2 separate regions of the Homo sapiens genome follow, and region 2 is linked to region 1. Evidence: read pairs that join two places in POLR2A ChIA-PET (ENCODE). Cell type or tissue: Panc1. All regions are shown on one strand. Links, peaks and the distances in the headings refer to the core of each region. The heading gives the core; the rest is flanking DNA. Region 1 holds the start of LOC124901636 (a long non-coding RNA gene). Region 2 overlaps EGFR (epidermal growth factor receptor).

The links. Peaks named below come from ENCODE experiments on the same cell type or tissue, not always from the same donor. Only the 100,000 strongest peaks of a DNase experiment are listed, where the experiment ranks them.
Region 2: POLR2A ChIA-PET joins it to region 1 with 6 read pairs; 3 of 35 experiments call an interaction of 5 or more read pairs at or near these places.

Annotation. Positions count from the first base shown.
Region 1 is chr7:54,808,705-54,817,047 of GRCh38, forward strand. It overlaps LOC124901636 (a long non-coding RNA gene), which reads right to left and starts at 3,429. Exons shown (of 2, transcript XR_007060327.1): 1 at 3,129-3,429. In Panc1, for the core only: no CTCF peak of the experiment used is centred there; no DNase peak of the experiment used is centred there.
Region 2 is chr7:55,134,163-55,142,505 of GRCh38, forward strand. EGFR (epidermal growth factor receptor) reads left to right here. Exons shown (of 28, transcript NM_005228.5): 2 at 8,124-8,275. Among named protein-coding and RNA genes, the nearest start is that of EGFR-AS1, 51 kb to the right of the region's middle. RefSeq lists an enhancer at 6,819-6,888. In Panc1, for the core only: no CTCF peak of the experiment used is centred there; no DNase peak of the experiment used is centred there; H3K27ac peaks cover 4,727 bases.

The sequences.
Region 1 (8,343 bases), core at 199-8,198:
CTATGCCTGTCTTTACTTTAATCTCTTAATCCTGTCATCTTCGTAAGCTGAGGATGTATGTCGCCTCAGGACCCTGTGATGATTGCGTTAACTGCACAAGTTGTTCGTAAAGCATTTTTGTTTGAACAATATGAAATCTGGCCACCTTAAGAACAGGATAACAGCAATTTTCAGGGAACAAGGGAGATAACCTTAAAGTCTGGCTGCCTGTGGGCCAGGCAGGACAGCCATATTTCTCTTATTACCAAAAACGGGTAAGAGAAATATCACTGACTTTTTTCCCTGGTAAGGAATATTAATAATTAACAGCCCTGGGAAAAGAATGCATTCCCCGGCAGAGGGGGGCCTCTAAAATAGCCACTCTGGGGGGTGTCTGCCTTGTGCAGTTGCAGATAAGGGATGAAACATGCCCTGGCCTCCTGCAGCACCCCCAGGCTTGCTAGGATTAGGAAATTCCAGGCTGGCAAATTCTAGTCGGACCGGTTCTCTGCTCTTGAACCCTGTTAAGATGTTTATGACAATGCGTGCACAGTGGGACGTGGAACTTCATTAGTAATTCTAGTTTTGCCCTGACCTTGTGATCTCGTCCTGACCTTCTGCCTTGTGATCTTTTGTTGCCCTTGAACCATGTGATCTCTGTGACCCACACCCTATTTGTACACTCCCTCCCCTTTGAAAATTGCTAATAAAAACTTGCTGGTTTTACAGCTCAGGGGGCATCACGGAACCTGCCGACATGTGATGTCTCCCCCGGACACCCAGCTTTAAAATTTCTCTCTTTTGTACTCTTTCCCTTTATTTCTCAGACCGGCCAACATGTAGGGAAAATAGAAAAGAACCTATGTTGAATTATCGGGGGCTAGTTCCCCCGATATTTTTGTGTTGGCTAAATTTAATACTCAGTTATAGCAATTTTTTTGAGACAGGGTCTCACTACGTTGCCCAGGCTGGCACAGTGGTACAATCTCGGCTCACCACAACTTCTGCCTCCTGGGCTCAAGCTATCCTTCCACATCAGCCTACTGAGTACTTGGGACTACAGGCATGACCCCACACCTGGCTAATTTTTTGTTTGTTTTTTGTAGAGACAATGTCACTATGTTGCCTAGGCTGGTCTCAAACTCCTGGGCTCAAGCGATCCACTTGCCTTGGCCTTCCAAAATGCTGGGATTACAGGCATGAGCCATCATGCCCAGCCAGTTATAGCAATTTTCTTATCATTTGGTTTAGCATTCAATAAATGCTAGTTAATATTTCTGTTGACAAATATTTTCAGAGTTAGCAGATAACTAGACAGAGGAAATCAGCCTAAGTGAAACAAATGACAATTTGACCACTAATACATTTAAATTTGCTAAAGTCAAATACATTTCAGTGTATTAAAATAGATTTTCATCTCGGTTTTAAAGGTCTCTGGTGAAAGACCCCAGATAGATGTGGAAATGTTTTGAAGTAAAGTCAGTGCTGGACATAAGTTCTCAGATCTGATGGGTGAACTCACTTAGATCGAAGCAACGTGGGATCAAAGCCACTTACAAAATTGCAGTACACTCTGAATTTTAGAATAAAGACATTCTTAGGGACACATAAATAAAATCACACTGTTCTCTGAAGTTAGACTGTCATGTAGATGGTTGGTGCCAATTAACGTTATTACTGGTAAATGTTCTACTGAGGAGGACAGATTAAACCATCTGTTTAGACTGTGAGATATTCCTTCAGCAGTGAGGTAGGAATCCTTCCTGCCACCTTTTAACAAAGGACAATATCATTCTGTGTCTTACTGGTATACACGTTATGAAAGATTATTTCACTTCCTTACACATGCTCAATGGGGTTTCCAAGTTTCCAGAAATGTTTTCTTCTTCCTAAGAAAATTAGTTCTTATCCATCTTAAATATTTTCTTACCAATTCATTGAGGTTCTCAAAACAATGAAATGAATCATTGAAGAAATGCTCCTACACAGACAGAAAAACACCTATAATTCTTGCTGATCAGAGTTCTTTACAGAGGAAATTCCAGAATACATGTTAGTCTGCAGAGTACTCCTAAGATCTTCTAAAGGGCTATTAATTTAAAAATACATAAACAAAATAATGTCAATACAATTTTCCTCAGCCCCTCCTAGAGGCCCCTGGCTCATTTGTTTGTAAACACCTTTTCCCTGCTGTTCTCATGTTAGCATATCTTCGCATCGTTACTATAGTTGGTATCATTTTGTTTATGATTTTTTTTATTTTTACACACACAAAAATATTTTGCTATATCACTAATTTTTTGTGTTGGCCAAAGCATTTCACGGAGAAGAACACACACACATGCACACACACACACACAGAAATGTCGCCTTTTATCATAAACATGGTAGTTGAAGAATGATCAGAAATCACCTTTCTGTTCTCAGGGATTTATAGAAACATAATGAAAACCCAAAACAGGAAGCATTGCTTTTTCTGCAAAGAGGAGATTCCCATCGTATGAGGTCTTGACACAGTTATTCTATTTTCTTTGAAGTAAATGTGAGTTTGTGTGTTTAATTCCACTCTGGGGCTTTCCTGTTTCTTTTTATAGAGTGTCTCTACTTCCATCAAATATGGCTTTTCACATGTTTTTTACTTTAACTGTGGCTTTATGGGAATAAGATTCTTAACCAAGTATATACAGACAATTTCCTGTAAAGTTTCCTGACTTTATGCAGGTCTCCATTATGAACACTGATTGATAAAAATCTACTAAGAGAAATTGTAGTGCCTGTCATCCCCGCTTCACCCTAAACTCATTTCCTGCCAGGCCAAACTCTTGAAATAGTTCAAGCACAGTAATCCTAAGAATACAACAAATTACGTGCTGATCTCATTGGAGAGCATTAAGTTTGTGGTTTGCCAGGAGTTCATTTCTAAGTAATGCTAAGATAGATCACTTGCCAAAAAAAATAAAAAATAAAAAAAGCTATTTAATGTTTCAGTTGAGCAGTGATTTATTTTCAAAAATATTTCCAGATGTTCCAATTCACCTACACTTTATAAGGCCACATTTCTAAAAGCAAGTGGCATTGACTTCCAGCTACTCCATCAAGTTATCCACTTTTGTTTAATTCGTTGAAAGAAAGATGCCTATTTATCTCACCTCAGGGTCTTCTTGGTGCGGGAAGTCCCCAGGGTAGATGTCCTGAGAGTCAACAGTGAAGCCGCATGGGGAGACTTGTGCCACATCTGCTTCCAGTCAGTCCCTCTGCTGAGGGCCACAGGGCCGCTGCTGCTCGTGAGAATTCCGGCTCTCATGGCCTCCCACTGCCAAAGAGAAGAAAGGGCCAAACTGCCAAGTGACCTTCATCATACCACATGCTTCTCAGTGTAAACACGTTCCTGGGGACGTATACTAAAGTCAGAATGGTATACCTTTCCTTCATTCCACTGTCAGAGAGTATGTATGCATTCCTCAGACTGGGGTTTTAAACCTTGGCTCTCGCTCAAATGTGAAGTAATCAGAAGTGATATGTTGATAAATTGTCTACTTGTTTGATGTAAGCAGGGAAAAGCCATTTTCCATGTAGAGTTTGAAAATCATACTTAGTTTACTTACACTAAGTACAAAGAAAGTTCCACCCTCCTACTGAATAGGAGACTTATTGAACCTGCTGCTTGACAGTTGCTTAAAAATATTTTAATATTAGCTGTAGGCTCCTAGAAACAAAAAGTGTATTTATAAAAAAATTACATTTTAGGCCAGGCACGGTGGCTCACACCTGTAATCCCAGCACTTTGGGAGGCTGAGGCGGGTGGATCACGAGGTCAGGAGAACAAGATCATCCTGGCTAACATGGTGAAACCCCGTCTCTACTAAAAATACAAAAATTAGCTGGACGTGGTGGTGGGTGCCTGTAGTCCCAGCTACTAGGGAGGCTGAGGCAGGAGAATCGCTTGAACCCAGGAGGTGGAGGTTGCAGTGAGCTGCGATCACGCCACTGCACTCCAGCCTGGTGACAGAGCTAGACTCTGTCTCCAAAAAAAAAAAAAAAAAAGACATTTTATAAAATGATCTTTCTCTGCAGAAAGCTGGCTAGTAATGGATATTCAGTGGGTTAATTATACTTACTGTAAATGGGATTCTAATTTACTGACATTAAGTGCACATTGCTTTTGGAGTAATATCCAATTAATACATTACCCATTAAGAGTCCTCTTCACAGGGCCTGTAATGCCTACTGCACAGTTCACTGACTTAAGTGTACAGTGTGCACACATGGGGCTCTGAGAAGCTTCTGCTTAGATCCCTGTCTGAGCTAAGACTCTGTGGTAGTGTGGAATGATGATCAACACTCCTTTGGACTGGCCAGATGCGAATTCAAACCAGCTCTACCTATCGTTCACTGGCTATGCGAACTTAATGTCTCCTCACTTGTAAAATGCAGATATTACATCTTCTCACCACTGTGAGCAATAAGGCACTAAACTAGCATGCTTAATACGGTCTCTGGAACATCATAAGTGCTCAATATAGAATCCTATTTTTATTACAATTATCATTTTTCCATTTGTTTTCATCAACTACAGACCATCTTAATTATCTATTGTGGAATTCTACTGCATGTCTCCTTGAACAAGAATTAATTATTTACAAAAAAAAAAAAAGAAAGAGAAGCCAGTATTCTTTTCTCAAGCTATATCATGTATTCAGTCTTTTTGAAATGTCATCTTTTCCTTGATTACCTCAAGAACATTATTTTCTGGGTTGGTTGTGGATCTTTTTCATCAGAGACCTTCCACTATAGGAGATGTTCTCTCCTGTGTTACCAGAAGTCACAAGTTAGAAAGCCTGGGCACACTGCCCTGCTGGGCGCCTTCGGGAGACAGCTGCACAGGACAGCTCTGAACTGGATGGGACTTCCTTAGAGCATTGCTGTGGTTTTTGTCTCTGTTTTACACCCCACCCTGAATTCTAGCTAGCTCATGTGCATGTGCAAACCGCAGAATATTGGATGTAAAATTGGAAAGCTCACACCGTGAAACTTGCCAGGAAGAGTGTCGCTGTGTTTACAGAAAGTAAAATGGTGTTGAACAGTGTTGAACAACGATTTTGAACAATGGAGCAGCCATTTTCAGCTCTGGTGCAGTGCAGAAAGCAACTCTTCCTGCCAGACAGACTTAAAACCTCCAGCTTCCTTTTCTGATTTGCCTTCAGCTAGGCCTGTGTGCTTCTGCTTTTTATTCATTTCATGGGAGTTACGCTTTCCTGCATCTTTCTGCAGACTCCTTCACATAGAAATTTTCCTAGACAAGGTCATCATTTGTAAGCCCTCCTTTGTCTTTGGTTTGCAGCTACCTGTTGAAAATAGGTCCACATTGGTTTATTTCTACCACAGATTTTGGATTGAGGAAGATGCATCAGGTGCAGTCTGGGAAGAGTGACCATTTGTCCTCGTATGTCAGACTGCAGCTCCTATTCCAACATAATTAATAGTGCACTTTTACTTGCTAAGTGATCTAGTTTAGAAAATACACTATATGATCACCCTGAATCTCAGCCCCCAGAAAGGGTGAACATAAAGTCATCAATTTTATTACTGCTCATGGCACTGCCCCTCTCCGTAGTGAGGAGACTTGCAGGAATAGGTTGATTTGCATCTTCCTGGATTTGTTTATGTTTATCCTTTTGTTTGTTTCTCCAGTTGGAGTATGTTGCAATGAACCGCTCACGGAATGGAATCACGGAAGAACTTATTGGAAGGGGAACCAAGGCAGCTCCAAGGTTTTCCACTCAGGGGCTCGTGGCTGTCCCCATAGAGTGCTTCTACTGATACACTGAGGGGCCCATAATTTCCACTTTGTAGGTTCATACGTTTCTAGATTCTCAGCTCCAAATTACACAATCCTGGCACAAAATTCGACTGGCTGAGTTTGAGTTAAATATTTACTGACTCTAGCAGGAGGCAGGGCTCCTTACCACAGACAGGGTGGTTGGCAGCAACCACTGTGTATTGGGAGAGTTTTCAGAGAAAAGTGAATTGGAGTCAGGCAGCCATCCTAAGTGGTGTCTACTCCATTTATTTTTTCTTTTTCAAATTTATTTAATTTTATTTTTTTTTATTTCAATAGGTTTTTGGGGAGCAGGTGGTGTTTGATTACATGAATAAGTTCTTTAGTGGTAATTTCTGAGATTTTGGTGCACCCATCACCTAAGCAGTGTACACTGTACCCATTGTGTAGTCTTTTATCCCTCACCACCCCCACCCTTTCCCCCATGTCCTCAAAGTCCAGTGTATCATTTTTATGCCTTTGCATCCTCATAGCTTAGTTCCCATACATGAGTGAGAACATACAATGTTTGGTTTTCCATTCCTGAGTTGCTTCACTTAGAGTAATAGTCTCCAATTCCATCCAGGTTGCTGCAAATGCCGTCATTTTGTTCCTTTTTATGGCTGAGTAGTAGTACATGGTATATATATGCCACATTTTCTTTATCCACTTATTGACTGATGGGCATTTGGGCTAGTTCCGTAATTTTGCAATTGCAAATTGTGCTGCTATAAACGTGTGTGCAAGTATCTTTTTCATATAATGACTTCTTTTCTTTTGGGTAGATACCCAATAGTGGGATTGCTGGATCAAATGGTTGATTTACTTTTAGTTCTTTAAGGAATCTTCACACTGTTTTCCACAGTGGTTGTACTAGTTTACATTCCCACCAACAGTGTAAAAGTGTTCCCTTTTCACCACATCCACACCAACATCTATTAAAGATTTGTTATTTTCGCTTAGTCTTGCTTTAACTATGTGGGCTCTTTTTTGGTTCCATATGAATTTTAGGATTTTTTTTTTCCTAATTCTGCGAAGAATGATGGTGGCATTTTGATGGGAATTGCATTGAATTTGTAGATTGCTTTTGGCAGTATGGTCATTTTCACAATATTGATTCTACACATTCATGAGCATGGGCTGTGTTTCCATTTGTGTTGTCTATGATTTCTGTCAGCAGTGTTTTGTAGTTTTCCTAGTAGAGGTATTTCACCTCCTTGGTTAGGTATATTCCTAAGTATTTTAATTTTTTTTGCAGCTATTGTGAAAGGTGTTGAGTTCTTGATTTGATTTTCAGCTTGGTCACTGTTGGTATGTAACAGAGCTACTGATACGTGTACATTAATTTTATATCCTGAAATTTTGCTGAATTCATTTACCAGTTCTAGGAGCTTTTTGAATGAGTCCCTAGGGTTTCTAAGTATATGATCATATCATCAGCAAACAACGATGGTTTGACTTTCTCTTTACCAATTTAGATGCCCTTTCTTTCTTTCTCTTCTCTGATTGCTCTGGCTAGAACTTCTAGTACTCTGTTGAATAGAAATGGTGAAAGTGGGCATCCTTGTCTTGTTCCAGTTCTCAGGGGGAATGCTGTCCACTTTTCCCTGTTTAGTATAATGTAGGCTGAGGGTTTGTCATAGATGGCTTTTATTACCTTAAGGTATGTCCCTTCTATCCCAATTTTGCTGAGATCTTTAATCATAAAGTATTGCTGGATTTTCTCAAATGTTTTTTCTTCATCTATTGAGATGATCATGTGATTTTTGTCTTTAATTCTGTTTATGTGGTGTATCACATTTATTGACTTATGTATGTTAAACCATCCGTGCATCCCTGGTATAAAACCCAATTGATCATGGTGGGTTATCTTTTTGATATGCTGTTGGATTTGGTTAGCTAGTATTTTGTTGAGTATTTTTCCATCTATGTTCCTCAGGGATATTGGTTTGTAGTTTTCTTTTTTTGTTATGTCCTTTGCTGGTTTTGGTATTAGGGTGATACTGGCTTCATAGAATGACTTAGGGAGGACTCCCTCTTTCTCTATCTTTTAGAACAGTGTTAATAGGACTGGTACCAATTCTTCTTTGAATATCTGATAGAATTCAGCTGTGAATCCGTCTGGTCCTGGACCTTTTTAAATTGGCATTTTAAAAATTACCATTTCAAGCTCACTGCTTGTTACTGGTCTGTTCAGACATTCTATATTTTCCTGGTTTAATCTAGGAGGATTTTATATTTCCAGGAACTTATCCATCTCCTCTAGGTTTTCTAGTTTATGTGTATAAAGCTGTTCATAGTAGCCTTGAATAATCTTTTGTACTTCTGTGGTGTCAGTTGTAATATCTCCTGTTCCATTTCTAATTGAGTGTATTTGGATCTTCTCTCTTCTTTTCTAATGGGCTATCAATTTTATTTATCTTTTCAAAGAACCAGCTTTTTGTTTCATTTATCTTTTGTTTTTTTTGTTGTTGTTGTTGTTGTTGTTTCAATTTCATTTAGTTCTGCTCTGATCTTGGTTATTTATTTTCTTCTGCTGGGTTTGG
Region 2 (8,343 bases), core at 195-8,194, 330 kb after region 1:
ATACAGTTCCAGGACTCAGAACTCAGCGAGGCCCACCCCAGCCACATGCAGGTCCAGTTCCAGGATTCAGGACACAGTGAGGCCCACCCGAGCCACATCCAGGTCCAGTTCCAGGACTCAGGATTCAGTGAGGCCCACCCCAGCCACACACAGGTCCAGTTCCAGGACTCAGGACTCAGCGAGGCCCACCCCAGCCACATGCAGGTCCAGTTCCAGGATTCAGGACACAGTGAGGCCCACCCCAGCCATATCCAGGTTCAGTTCCAGGTAAATCATCTGCCTTCCTCCGTCCAAAAGCCTTGTTTCCTGTGTGTCCTTGTGTTTAAAATGGAAACGTTATGAGAAACTGCCTGCCAGGGCAAAGGGTGCTGCCCGGCACACAGTAGGGACTCAAAATGAAACTATTGTATTGAATACATAACAGATCAACGGGTATTGCTTTCTGAAATCTTTTTTAGCCCAATTTTGTTTCTTATAGTCCAATAACAGGTCAAATTCATTTCTGATTTACTAGCCATTCAGTTGCCCATAAAAAATGGAAAGTGATTTAAGATTATTAGTTTAAAAACCAATGAAGGTAAAACAGTTATCATTGAAGGCACATAGGCAGAAATAGATTGCAATAGTTGCTGCCATGTGAAGCCTCAGTGTCATGCTCCATATTTAGAGAGATCTATGATTTCTGAGGCCCTTTCATGTCCATGATCTCAGTACTGCTCACAACTGCCCTGTGAAATTCGCCGAGCTGGCCCCATGTCAATCAGAGTACACTGAGCACTGAGACCCAGCATGTTGAGATAACTGGCTAGAGATCATCCCATAATGGTACCATCACAATCTTCACACTGTAGAAGTTTGATGATGTCACTGGAAGCATATTCCACAGTCCCTTGTGAACTGGCCTTCCTGTGATCAGAAGCATCAGTGAACTCCCAAGAGGGTGGGAACTCCCAAGAGGTATTCTCACTCTACTTAGTGTATATTTTACAAATCACAAGCTTGGCTTTGGATTCTTTTAATGGCTAGAAGGAGAATCATGGGGTTGGAAGTCCACCAGTTTGGGTATTCTGTTCCCTAACTCAAAATAAAGAGATGTTATTTTCAAGTCTTCTGCTTGTTAACTTAATTAGAGATACATGAGTTTGCAGCTGTGCTGGGCATGCCGCAGCTTGGCATGTTTAGTCCAGAAGGCATATTATAATGTACATGGAAGATTGTCAGAAATTCAAAAGGACTTTTTGAGTATCACATGTGTATTTTCAAGTTCCAATATAGATTCACATTCAGTTTGACAGGTATCTTTGGATGCCTATCAGTTAAGAACTATTTATTAGTTGTGGAATAAAATAGGGTAAAATAAGGAACAACTGAGGAAAAAACATAAAATTTGCTTTGTGAATAAAAGTTGTCTTCAAAATTATGACTTTTTCCATCCCACAAAAGTTTTGATTAAACCCACAATGAAAATTTAAATAAGTGTATTTACTTTGGTTTAACCACTTATTTCATTATGACTCACAACTATAGGTTTTCTAGTTTCCATTATTACAAACTATTGTGTGGTTTAAATCAATTTCATAGACTAGTCTAGTTCTATAGTCACAATTTATAAAATTTTTTTATGTGGTAAATTGAGTGTCTTCATAGATGTACATGATTATTTCTCAATTTTTAAGGAATGTATTTTTTAAGATAGCCTTCTTTAGCCTTCTTTAACACTGATTTTTGTAAATTTTTTACAGATTTTTTTAAATTTTTGGTAATTTTTTAGCATAAAGTAATACATGGTCACTATGGAAAACATAAAAACACAAAAACTATGAAGAGTAAATAAGAAAAACACCCAGAAATTTACCATTCAGAAAAGGTCATTGTTAACAACACGGTGTATCTTCCTCCTGTCATGCTTCCGTGCATTTGAGCACATTTGAGATGTGTATACATGTTCACTTTGAGATTTTAGTATAGCAAAAGAAATGACCGGTCCTGATTCAATGAAACCTCTGGCAAACTCGCTATATTTTCCTTACATATTTTTAAGTTCATCCTATAAATGAACTATCCATTCATCTTATTTGAGATTTTCTTAAATCTTTCAGCAAGAAAGCGGGAAAAAAATCCTCCTCTGGCCTTTAAAGCCTAATTAAATATATGACTAAGCTAGAAATATTTTATAATGACCAACCAGAAAGTGGCAAGGACTGTCACTCTTCCCATACAGCCCACCTCCTCCTCTATCTCCCTCAGGCACACGGAAACGAGAAAGGCAGAGAAACCCAGGACAAGTCATCCAAGACTTTGGTCACATGGCCATCCATTGCTTTCACAACAAAAATATAAATCCAACATGTGTGTGTGCATTTCATACCAGTAGGTCCAATAAGCTATCTATATATACACATATGTGTACACACACACACACACATCCTTACAGACACTCCCCAGCTTACTACAGTTTGACTTAAGATTTTTTGACTTTACGATGGTGTGAAAGCAATGCACATTCAATGGAAACCATACTTCTAATGTTGAATTTTTTATCTTTTCTTGGGTTAGTTGATGTCTGATATGTTACTTTCTTGCGATGCCAGGCAATGGCTGGGAGCCAGAGCTCCCAGTCAGCCATGCAATCAAGAGGCTAAACAGCTGATACTATACAGTGGACTGTGTCACCAGCATTTTGGGGATATTGTGTTTTGTGTTTTTGAATCCTATCATGTCTACAAAATGCCATTTTCGACTGCTATTTTCAATTTAGGGTGGGTTTATCAGGACATAACCCTATGGAAAGTTGAGGACCATCTGTATATCTGGTAGGGAAAGATGGATAACAAATTCATAGGCAAATAATAATTTCATGATTATTATTAAGTTATTCCTACTTAATAATAAGTAGTGATCACTGCCAGGGAGCAGAGAATGCAGGATAATGTGACAGATGTAATGGTGGGTACTTAAGCTAATGTAGTTGCAGAACAGGCTTTTCTAGAGGGTAGGCCTTTAAGCGTACCTCGAAGATGCAAAGGAAGCAAAGATGCGAAGATCTGGGCTGGGGATGGAAGCAGAGACAACTTGGAGGCCAAGGGGAGAGACTGACAACAGCCCAGCTCATACCTCAGCAGCCTTTAATGCATAGCTAAGAAAACAACAAATTAAAACAATTATAGTTTACTTAGACGATTCTAAGTGTCTAAGTGGATTTGGGCAAATCTGGAGAAACTTGTTCTAATACTGTGTCTTAATAAGTAATATAGATTTGCCCAGGCTTGTGGGCAGAGTGGTATACACCCCATAATAGCAGAGGAAGGCCACAGGGCCTACCCTACAAAACCAGAGGCATTTAAAAACTTAAAGGAGGCAGATTGCTTTTATTTTCAGTTAAAATAAAGTGAGGAGTTTCTCAAGAAAAATAATAACGAGACCACCGGCCCGCCCTAGATGTCCAACAAGAATGCACAGATAACTTCGTATATCCACTTTCCTGAACCTGCCCCTGACAGCCAAGTGGAGCACAACAACAGAGATGAACCTCAAAACTACTGTGCTGTGACATAAGGCTTGCTCAAGAGGACAGTGTGGTGTGAGTCCATCTATGTTCTAAAGCAAGCAAAGCTATTCTGTAGTGAAAATGGATCAGGACAGCAGTTGCCTCTGGTGTATGGGGGCAGGGATCGACTGGGAGGGGCATGAGGGATGACAGTTAGGGTTTCGATCATGACAGGAATTCAGATTACTCCAGCATGTGCATTTGTTAAAGCTCATCAAATGCTACACTTAAGATTAATCCTCTCACAGTTTGTGGATGTTACCTTAAAAACAACAATGATGACTGCAAACTAATATTGAACTCTGGTTAGTGATATACCAATGTGAAGTATAGTGATATCTCTACTTTACTTTAAAATGCATCCAAAGGCAGACTAGAGGACCATATCTGACAGACAGAAAAATAGATATGTGATAAGGTGAATGTAGTAAAATGCTAACATAAGGATGTTTGCGGTACAATTCTTTCAGCTTTTCTATACATTTATAAATCATAATAAAATTTTAGGACAAAAAGTTAGTGCTTTGAAGTCCTAAGTCATAGGGCCTGCTGCTCTTGATGCAGTAGAATTTGTCTTCAGATTTGCAAAGGGTAAGGCAAACCACTAGCATTTTGTATGGAACTTGATGCAAATACTTTTAATTGTCTGGTTTTCAAATGTATAGACTTAAAGTAATATCAACTCTTTCTTTGAATCAACTACTGAAATACCTAGTCTTAAATAAATATTTTTATGTAATCCTTAAAGTACTATGTATTCATTTTTCTTTCTTCTTTCTTTTCTGGTTTGATAAATATTCTATAAAGTAACTGTGTTTAATGGCCAACATTTGAGTAAGTCCATATGCAGATCCAAACATCTCAGTTTAGACAATAACTTAAGACAATATAGAGTGGCTGACATCCCCTAACGTGGGTCCAGATGCATGTTATGTTATGTTTCTGTTGCATTCTCAATAGTTAACTTTAATAAAAGAAAGTCAAAAGCTTATATATTTTTTCAATCTTCAAAACATTTCTGGGAGGTTGTCTTAGTTAATTTTATGTTGCTATACCCATATCACAGACTGGGTAATTTATAAAGAAAATAAATGTATTTGGCTCATGGTTCTGGTGGCTGGGAAGTCCAAGAGCATGGCATTGGCATCTGCTTGGCAGCTGGTGAGGGCCTTCATGCTGTGTCAATCTATGGTGGAAGGTCAAGAGAGCATGCATGTGAGGTGGTGGGGAAGAGAAAAAGCGGGTTTAACTCATCCTTTTATCAGGGACTCACTCCCGTGATAGCTAACCCATTCTTACATGAATGGCATTAATCCATTCCTTAGGGCACAGCTCTCATGACCTAATTATAATACCTCTTAAAGTTTCCACCTCTCAACACTGTTGCATTGGTGATTAAGTTTCCAATAAACGCACTTTGGAAAACACATTCAAACCACAGCAGAGATCAACGTTATTGTCACCATTTTCATATTTGAGGAAAGCATGGCACAGAGAGCTTGGAGAAGTACTTCAAGGTCACCCAATGAGGAAGTGGCTAAACAAAAACCTTATCTTAAATTAATTAAAAACCTCTTGCTCTTTGCAGTTTTGTCTTAAATCTACCTAATTTGTGACTGTAATTTTTAAGTAATTTACTCATATAAGTGGTCTCACATTAAATTTTCTCATTGCTTTATATTTCTAACATGAGATATTTGGTATAAGGATGGAACCAAGATCATACCTTGTTTTAATTAGAAAACCTAGACCAAGTCATTGTGATCCTCATCCTAGATTTCAGTTAAATGCTGCTGTCTCCTTTTGGGTATGTGACAGGGGAAAGCCTCAGAAGAAACAACCTTATGTGTTTTCTTTTGATACTTTAGTAATTAACCCAGGATAGTATTCAAGATTGACATGCCTTATATTGAATCAAATAGCATATCAACTGCCTTCTTATTCTCAAGTATAGACATGTTGGGTAATTGGGCATTTAAGTTTCTTTGCAATTTTTTCCATTATTAACAAAATTAATGAGCAACATTCTGCATAAGGTCTGTTTCCTCAGAATACGTTTCCCAAAGTGGAATCATCATGACGTAGAATTTAAGCATACTTACTTGTTTAAACAAATTGTCCAGTTGCTTCCCAAAATGTTTTGTGAATTAAGATTTACATCAAGAATATGTAATGTTGTTACTGTCTCCCAAATACAGGATCTTTTTCTGAATATAAAAGTTATACATGCTAATTGTAGACAATGAAGGGTCATTATCCTCATAGATAATGAAGTGCTTCTAATACTTGTGCTTTTATTCATTTATTCAAAAAGTGCTAAATAAGCCCTGAAGGGGCTTTTGGGGGGTCATTTGGGGCTTATTTAGCACTTTTTGAATAAATAAATAAAAGCACAAGTACAGTTTTTTTAAAATACTGTTTTCTATAATAGATTAATCTTAAATGGCATGTTTTCCTTTATTTTACTGACAAAAGTTACTTACTCTGTGATTGAATAATAAAAATTCTTTGGTTCAGCTGAGAGAAACTTGCAAGCTGACGTCCTTGATTATTTAAAATGAAAGCAGCTGCCTGTTTTCATCTCTCTGCATCCTGAGGAAACTCTTCTGCAACGTGTTCCAGCCCTAGGTTCTAGCTGACCCTGTTCATCTGTTTGGCACGAGGGGCCCAACTAACACTTGCGGCTACCTGGACGACAGCCAATCTAGTTGGAATGAGAGTTAGAGGCCATAGTCTGTCAGCTGGGAAAGCAGCTTTTATTCCAAGGTGTGCCAACCGAAAGGCCACATGTTATTGTCACAACCTGGTACCTACATCAGTGCTGACATCTTTAAGAACCTTAGAATTGGGAAATCAGTTTAGCCCTATCTGCATGTGTAGCCGACAACCACACAATTGTTCCAACTTGAGGTTGCATTCAGAGCAACCTCATTTCCCCCATACTCCTGAGGAAAAGCAGACCAGAGACGCTGGGTCAATCCAGAGTTATGGTTGGAAAAATGATGGAATAATTCTGCCCCTGGTGATAGGAGAGAGGGACTCCATCTTGTCAACTGTCATGGTTCCCATGTGAAAGCTATCATTATCACTGAAATTGAATGAGAACACAGAAGGGAAGAACAGGGAAATCCCCACAGAGTTAAAGAGGATGTGAAGATTGCTTCATGTTTAATGTTTGTGTAAGTGCTTTGGGTTGGTTATGTGCTGTCTGAACATGTGCTCATTTCCATGGCTCATTGAGAGGGCAGACAGTCCAATGATACTCTTTAGAATCATTCCCATGGGGAAGGAACAAAGAAGCCTGTAAAATAGAAATGCACATGTAAAAAGCATTGAAGAAAGTGCCAGTGTATTGATTTTGGCCATGGTTTGTGCTCTACCACCTGGTTACTGTGATTGCAGAAGTGCCTTTGCAGATGAGGAAGAACCTGGCCAAGGCTCAATCCAACATCCAAAGCCAGAGGCCATATTTCTTCACTCTTAAGATAATTTGGGTTCAAATTATAGTCCCTTTACACACTCTCTGCCTCAAAAGGCCCAAGACTCTCTTTTGTTATGCTTGCCTAAACATGCCTTTCAAAGAACTAGTTCTGTAAATACAACTTTATTATAAACCTCTCCTTTGCTTTTAAAAATGGATCACCACGTCCATTTCTATGGTCCAACTTTGTCCCTTAATTTAAAATTTTTTCTTGGATTAAGTTTGATGCCTTGAAACATTAGGAACTCAAGCATACAAGATTGTATGCTGGTGGTGAGGGAAGTAACTGTGCCTCCGCCTGTGCTGGGTGGATCAACATGGAGTGTGGACGAGCATAGGGATGTGTGGGTTTCTCACTAGCTGAGAGTGTTTTTAAATGTTGTATTTTGATGTTTGTTATTTTCTGAATATTCTACAGTTAGACCTTTGATTTATTCTTTGATGCATTCATTTGAATAATATTTTTAATCTCCAGCCAGTTAGGTTTTTAATTTACACTTTTGTCCCTGATTTTAGGTGTAGTGTTGTGTACACTACTGCCCAGTGTATGTTATGTTTGTAAACATTCATTGCACGCACAACAATGTGACTCACAATATTTTTGAGAAGTAAAAAGTTCATTATATAGTTATTAACTCAACCCTACAGTTATATTCGTGAAATACCTTGTGAAATTTATTTTTTGCCTACTGGAGCTCTTACAGGTTAATCCTGTCTTCAAGATTTTCATAGAATTTTCATCTACCACCCACCCCTTTAAATTTCAACATTTTTTTATTTTGGCATTTTAATGCAATTCAATGCATTATAGGGACAAGCTATCTCTTATTATGAATTGCACCTTATATAAACTTAAAGATCTTTTATCACAAATTTCTTTGCTGTGTCCTTTAGTGAGAATTTGTATTATCAGTCACTAAAGCTCACTAAGTTAGTAAGCTTTGCGCCCAGATGACCTGGGCAGGAATGGGTGAGTCTCTGTGTGGAGAGAGTGAAGAAACTGCTACCCTTAATACCTGGACCTTGAGGGATTGTTTTATTTTAGTTTTTCTGCATTTCTCAGTATTTCATGTGATATCTGTCTTTTTCTTCCAGTTTGCCAAGGCACGAGTAACAAGCTCACGCAGTTGGGCACTTTTGAAGATCATTTTCTCAGCCTCCAGAGGATGTTCAATAACTGTGAGGTGGTCCTTGGGAATTTGGAAATTACCTATGTGCAGAGGAATTATGATCTTTCCTTCTTAAAGGTTGGTGACTTTGATTTTCCTACACAAATAAAATTGGAGAAAATCTAAGTGGAGAAAGGCCTGGGCAG